Regions from separate parts of the Homo sapiens genome. Here region 2 is linked to region 1. The links are chromatin loops, found by intact Hi-C in ENCODE. Cell type or tissue: Caco-2. All regions are shown on one strand. Each heading gives the region's core, and the rest is flanking DNA. Links, peaks and the distances in the headings are about the cores only.

Region 1 (3,715 bases), core at 714-3,213:
ACATCCATGTTCGGGCAACAGAACTCTAATTAAATAATTTTGATGCAATGTGATACATGCAATAACAATTGAGTAGTTCATGGGAACACAGAGAAGGGAGTTGGGATAAAGACAGAATCCAGATGGGATTTGCAGGAATAATATTTCAGCTTTGTCTTAAAAGAAGGAGTAGGATTTTAGCAACAGGAGAATCCTAGCAGTGATATTCGAGATGAAGGGAACATGCCTGTGCAAGGTATGTTGATGTCCATAGCAGTAATGCAGATGTTTTTTGGATATAGTGGTTAGGATAAGGATCTGGTATGCACGCCATTGGCTATGATCTTGACCAGTCATTTCCTTCCCTCCCTCCCTCCCTCCCTCCCGCTTTCTCTTCTTTTTTTTTGTTCTCTCTCTCTTTCTTTCACAGGGTCTCACTCTGTCACCCAGACTATAGTGCAGTGGCACTATCATATCTTACTATAACAAACCTCTGGGTTCAAGTGATCCTTTTGCTGCAGCCTCTTGAGAAGCTATGTCTACAGGCCTGCACCACCATGCCTGGCTAATTTTTACATTTTTTGTAGAGCCAGGGTCTTGCTCTGTTGCCCAGGCTGAACTTGAACTCCTGACTTCAAGCAATCCTCTCATCTCAACCTCCCAAAGTGCTGGGATTGCAGGCACAAGTCACTGTGCCTGGCTGTACTTAGGTTGATATAAAAGAGCTTGCTGTATTTAAGGATTGGCCAGTAGTTATTTATGACTTAAAGCCTTGGGGAATGGCAGGAAATGAGGATTGAGACTAGACTATGAAGGGCCTTTTTATAATGCTAAGGAGTTTAATTTTTTTCCTTCAGGCAATATGGAGCTGACATTCTGAACCTAGAGAGTACTGATCAAATCCTATTTTAGAAACATTCTGGTTGTAGTGATAGATTTGGGGAAAGGAAGAAGGAGGAGTCTGGAAAGAGAAAGAGCAATATAAATGAGGGCTAAAGGGAGTCTGACTAATAGAATCACATGTAAAATGTCATAATAGTATTGTGCCATATTGCACATAATGAAGAATATAACCGCAATATATTCAGCCTATTCTAATTTTTTAAACTATTGGCGAAAAGAGCCAAACTCTGTAAAATATTTGAAGAGATTTATTTTGAGCCAAATATGAGTGACCATGGCCCATGAACACAGCCCTCAGGAGGTCCTGAGAACATGTGCCCAAGATAGTCGGAGTACAGCTTGGTTTTGTATATTTTAGGGAGGCATGAGACATCAATCAAATACATTTAAGAAGTACAATGGTTTGGTTCAGAAAGGCAGGACAACTCAAAGCAGGCGGTGGGACTTCCAGACTGTAGGTAAATTTAAACATTTTCTAGTTGACAATTGGTTGAGTTTATCTGAAGACCTGGGAATGTTCAGGTTAAGATAAAGGATTATGGGGACCAAGTTTTATTGTGTAGAGGAATCTCTCAGATAGCAGACTTCAGAGAGATAGCAGGTTGTAAAATGTTTCTCACTGGACCTGAAAGGATGCCTGGCTCTTAGTTGATTATCTTCTGGATCTGGAAAGAAAGGAAGGAAAACTGTGGGCAGCAAGCCACCCAGGCCCCAAGGAAAGAGACCGAGGACAGGAGCTGTTCCAGTATAGTAAAATATAAAACAAGAATAGTTATACCAGATATAGATCTTAGATATGATTATATATGAATATCATTAATCATTAGTTTGTAGCAATTACTCTTTATTCCAATATTATAATAATCCTCACTCCATAATCATACCCTAGGAAAAACCAGGCCATACAGAGATAGGAGCTGAGGAGACACAGTGAGAAGTGACCAGAAGACAAGAGTGCGAGCCTTCTGTTATGCCCGGACAGGGCCACCAGAGGGCTCCTTGGTCTAGTGGTAATGCCAGCGTCTGGGAGGACGCCCGTTGCCAGGCGGACCTTGGTCTAGCGGTAGCATAAGTGTCAAGGGAAAACACCCGCTACTTAGCAGACCGGGAAAGGGAGTCTCCCTTTCCCCAGGGGAGTTTAGAGAAGACTCTACTCCTCCACCTCTTGTGGAGGGCCTGACATTAGTCAGGCTCGTCCACAGTTATCCGGAGGCCTAACAGTCTCACTGTGATGCTGTGCTTCAGTGGTCACACTCCTAGTCTGCCTTCGTGTTCCATCCTGTACACCTGGCTCTGCCTTCTAGATAGCAGTAATAAATTAGTGAAAGTACTAAAAGTCTCTGATATGCAGAAATAATGGCATAAGCTGTCCTTCTCTTTGTCTCCTCTCTCTCTCTGCCTCGGCTGCCAGGCAGGGAAGGGCCACCTGTCCAGTGGACACGTGACCCACGTGACCTTACCTATCATTGGAGATGACTCACACTCTTTACCCTGCCCCTTTTGCTTTGTATCCAATAAATAACAGCGCAGCCAGACATTCGGGGCCACTACCGGTCTCCGTGCATTGGTCATAGTGGTCCCCTGGCCCAGCTGCCTTTTCTTTTATCTCTTTGTCTTGTGTCTTTATTTCTACACTCTCTCGTTGCTGCACACGGGGAGAAACTCACCCACCCTGTGGGGCTGGACCCTACAGAAAACGAAGGGGTAAGGGGATTCTCTATAGAATGTGAATTATTCCCACAAGAGACTTTGCAGGGCAATTTCAAGGCATGGCAAGGACATATATTTTGGGGTTAAATATTGTATTCCTTGTTTCATAATGTTATGCCAGAGTCAGATTGAAAAGCAAATCACAATATGCAGGGTCAAATAAAACCCATCTCATGAGAATCTATGGTTTGTAGGGCATAACTCCCTAGACCCCTTAGGTAGGAATTTGGGCCAGATACAAAATCAGAGCTTAGGCCTCAAAACAGTTTTAACATAATGAATTACCATAGAAACAGAAAATTAGAAAGGGGACAGTTCTAGAGGTAGGCAAACTGAAAACTATCAAAAGACACCTGACAGTTTGAACAGGTAGCAGGTAAAATAAACATTTTCTTATTTTGTGGGTTTCTTTTTTTTTTTGAGATGGAGTTTCACCCTTGCTGCCCAGGCTGGAATGCAATGGAGTGATCTCGGCTCACTGTAACCTCCGCCTCCCGGGTTCAAGCGATTCTCCTGCCTCAGCCTCCCGAGTAGCGGGGATTACAGGCATGCACCACCATGCCTGGCTAATTTTGTAGTTTTAGTAGAGATGGGGTTTCTCCATGTTGGTCTGGCTGGTCTCGAACTCCTGACCTCAGGTGATCCACCTGCCTCGGCCTCCCAAAGTGCTGGGATTACAGGCGTAAGCCACCACGCCCGGCTCTTATTTTGTGTTTTAAGGGATAACAGCATGACACCACTTTGAGAGTGTTAATAAGTCTACACAAAAACTTTTAATGTTATATATTACTATGATAATAACCATGAGTCATTAAGAAATAGTTATCATTGTTCACTGTATTTCAAGTATGGGGAAATAAGTACATTTTAAAACAATCTCTATGTTAAATGGTTAAAGTTTATTACTTATTTATATTTATTTTTATTAATTTTTTTGAGACAGAGTCTGACTCTGTTGCCCAGGCTGGAGTGCAGTGGCACAATCTTGGCTCACTGCAACTTCTATCTCCCTGGCTCAAGCCATCCTCCCACCTCAGCCTCCTGAGTAGCTGGGACTACAGGTGGGCACCATCCCACATGGCTGATTGTTGTATTTTTTGTAGAGACAGGGTCTCACTGTGTT
Region 2 (3,715 bases), core at 624-3,123, 110 kb after region 1:
ATGGGTATGTATTCATGGACAAATGATCATTCTCTTGATAATGAAAAGGACTGAATATCAGCTGTGGAGGGAAATAGAAAGACAACAATGGACCCAAGCCACGCAAGTTTTAAGTTTGTAAATACTGTACATCTCTTTTCTTGTTCCAGAATTTCATTACATTTGTATTTCTCTGGGAGGTGGTATACAATTTTATAATCAAGAGGGACAAGATAGAATCTTTTCTGCCTCCTGCTGTGGTTGCTCAGTTGTGGTTTTAATTGTTGCACCAGCAGGAAAATATATGGCTTTAATTCTAAAGGATTAAGAAGACTTGAGCAATATATGTATGCAGAAGATAGAGGCTGGTGCTCTTACTTAGGAAAACTAGTCAACCTTAACACACTCAGTAAGCAAGTTAATGAACTCCATTGGTAAAAGATAAATGAAAAGTGACATTTCTTTCCTTCTTTACTATATGGTTAGTTATTTTTATTATCCTATATAATAGGCATGATTTATATAAATAGCATTAGTCTCTAATAGTGAAATGAGCATTGTATATAGAATGAGATGAACTGGGTTTAAACATAACACTATGGTTAATTAAACGTATAATTGTATCCAAAATTACACATTTAAACTCCCTGGGTCTTTAGTTTTCTCTTTTGGAAAGTGAATATATTATAGCACATAATTTCTAAATTCGCCAGCTCATCTCTAAATTATCTAATATCTAGTCCGGATTCAACTTTCCCCAAGTGTCCTAAGATGTGTCTTTAGAGTTTTTGTAAAAATATAAAACCAATAGAAATTCACAAATTGCATTTAATTTTTTGTCTTTTTGGATTTTGAAACAGTTTTCAAACTCCTCTCATAATATTGACTCCATGATGATTATGGAATATCCTACATTCTGAATTTGTCTAATTGTTTCCTCATACTGAGATTTAACTTCTTTCTTTATCTGTTATACTTTCTTTCTTCTTTCTTTTTTTATTTTGTTTTTTGAGACGGAGTCTCACTCTGTCGCCCAGGCTGCTGTCACCCAGGCTGGAGTGCAGTGGCAGCAATTATGGCTCATTACAACCTCTGCCCCTCGGGTTCAAGTGATCCTCCTGTTCCCGGACCAAACTGAGGGTTGGGCTGCTATTTCTTGCGGCCCAATAACAAGATGCAGATGAACTGGGGAGGAAGAGAGTTTTTATTTCTGTAACCAGCTACAGGGAGAAGGCCTGGAAATTATCACCAGACCAACTGAAAATTACAAAGTTTTCCAGAGCTTATATACCTTATAAGCTATATGTCTACATGTAAGTGTGCATTAAATCTAAAGACATAAGTGATTAACTTCTTTTAATCTATCTATAACTAAGGTCTGGGTCCTGAAGACCTTCTTCTGGAGCCTCTGTAAGTTTACTTAATCTAAATGGGTCTAGGTGCTGGGGTGATTACCTTTATCTTGTCTCCTGCTAAATCATAAAGGTTTGGGACATTCCTTTAGACCCCAATAAACTTGTTTGTGGAGGCCTGGGGAGTTTCTTCAGACCCCCAATAAAACTTCTTTAATCCTAAAAGGGTTCTGTCAGGAATTCCTTTGTTATCTTGTCATGCTTCAAGGCCCAGGAAAAGCCTAAGCAAAACTCTTGGCGGGCTCTTTGTTACATTCCAGTTTGTAAAAGGGCACTGGCTCAATCACCTTTTAATGTTTAACTTAGCTACTCAGTCAGTGCTGGGACAGTTGCAATGGAAGCCTGAATTAATGAGAACTGGCCTGCCACACTCCGTCCTCAGCCTCCCAGGTAGCTGGGACTACAGGCATGCATCACCACTTCTGGCTGATGTTTGTATTTTTAGTAGAGATGGGGTTTCACAATGTTGGCCAGGCTGGTCTTGAACTCCTGACCTGAAGTGATCTGCCCGCCTCGGCGTCCCAAAGTGCTGGGATTACAGGCGTGAGACACCATGCCTGGCGTTATCTGTTATATTTTTTGTAATCTAACTTCATTAAATTCAGTGTAGCATTTTTTTACAAGATTACTTCATAGGTTATATTGAAGTATTATTTTGCATCATACCAGAAGTTACATGACATCATACTGTCCCAGCATTAGTGAAGCAAAGTTTGATCCTTCTTTAAGGTAGTGACTACCAGATCACTCCATTTTTTTTCCATCCAACTCATATATTTTATACTTCCTTGACTTTCAATGTCATTTCAGGACATTTTATTACTGTACTCTTGGATTTCCTAAACATACATTCATCCTATCAGTAGCTGCTGGCTAAGTCTTCTAATCATTTTCATTACCTCCTTGGAGCAGGTATTCCCATTTGCCTATTAGTATCTAAAATCCTTACCCTCTTGTGGTAGTCCCCCAACACCTTATATTTTGTGGTCTCTTACCAAGCCCCTTTCTACTCCAACTAAATTAATTTGCTTTTTGTCTTCTTCACGTGGTCTTTTCATTCTCACCTCTGCCTTCAATATCTGACTGCTTCCTCTGTAATCCCCCCTGCGACTGCCCTGGCTTGTTTATCACCTCCTTTATGATTTATCCCAAACCACTAAAATCATTCTCAATATTCAGTTTTTCCTAGTGGTCAAATATTCAGTTTATGGCATATACTTTTATAATTTTCAATAATGTTTCTTTCAACTGGAAGTAATAAGTTTTCAATATAAGGATTATATTGATTCAAAGTTATAGTAATTGAAAAAGTTGAAATAAGATTAAAACATGTGATAAAATTGTTTAAAGAATAAGTTTTTTGTTTTTATCTCCATAGCCACCATCTCTTACATAAGAATATGAGTCAGCATAATGATGATGAATGAAAGTACTGTTCTTTATAAAGTCAAGGAAGCCACCTTGTGAGACTAGGCTATCATTCAGCAGTGTTGTGAATTTTCCTTTCTAATTTCAGGTTAGGTGTGATTTTTATGTGGCCTATATTTCTGGATTTGGGCAGTTTGTTCCAGATGGAACTTTTATGACTATGGTTTGCTAGGAAATACTGCTGGGCTTGCAGATCATTCATTCACTGATAAACTGAATTGACTTTCCCATGTACTTAAGTCAGTTTATCAGTGTGATGTGAGAGAAAACTGGATTTGGAGTCAGGACAGGGGTTTAAGTACTGTCTCTGCTACTTACCTTATGTGTGACCTTGAGCAAATTCTTTAACCTATTTGAATTTTACCTTACTGCAAAACAAAAAACAGTATCTTACCATGACTACTTCATTATGTTGTTGCAAAACACAAATTAGGTATTGTGAAAAATCCCTTGTGATTTATAAAGTGCCATCAAAATACACAGGGTGATTATTTATGTTTTTCAACTTAATAAGGTGATTAATAGCTTCTTTTTGGGAAAAATTTCTATTTCAAAATAATAAAATATTTGTTTTTGTAAAGTGGGAAAGATAGATTTAATTGGGATTTTTAAAAAGCAATATGGTTGAAAATAAAGAGAAAGAAGGTAACTCATTTTTATCTGAATTCCCTTTTGCCATATATTTCACTCATTTTCTCTGGTATCTTTATTCCTTCTACATTATAACATTGTGTGTTTTTGTTTGTTTTTTGTTTTGTTTTGGTTTTGAAAGTTATGCAGCAACATCTTGCTAATTTTTTAAAAATACTGATCTACCTCCTAGTTTTAGGGCTAGCTTTACCCAGTTGAACAAACTTCTCTACCCTTTACATCCTTTTTTTCTGACATTTTTGCTG

What was found. A loop is a pair of places that touch in the nucleus more often than their neighbours do. Peaks named below come from ENCODE experiments on the same cell type or tissue, not always from the same donor. Only the 100,000 strongest peaks of a DNase experiment are listed, where the experiment ranks them.
Region 2: it touches region 1 in a loop (8-fold over the local background); 1 of 110 quality-filtered maps calls a loop at or near these places.

Annotation. Positions count from the first base shown.
Region 1 is chr1:75,840,817-75,844,531 of GRCh38, forward strand. All of the region lies in intron 7 of MSH4 (mutS homolog 4), which reads left to right. Among named protein-coding and RNA genes, the nearest start is that of MSH4, 46 kb to the left of the region's middle. In Caco-2, for the core only: a CTCF peak has its summit at 1,911 (motif pointing right); a DNase peak (open chromatin) is centred at 1,905.
Region 2 is chr1:75,951,954-75,955,668 of GRCh38, forward strand. No RefSeq gene overlaps it. Among named protein-coding and RNA genes, the nearest start is that of ASB17, 21 kb to the left of the region's middle. In Caco-2, for the core only: no CTCF peak of the experiment used is centred there; a DNase peak (open chromatin) is centred at 1,658.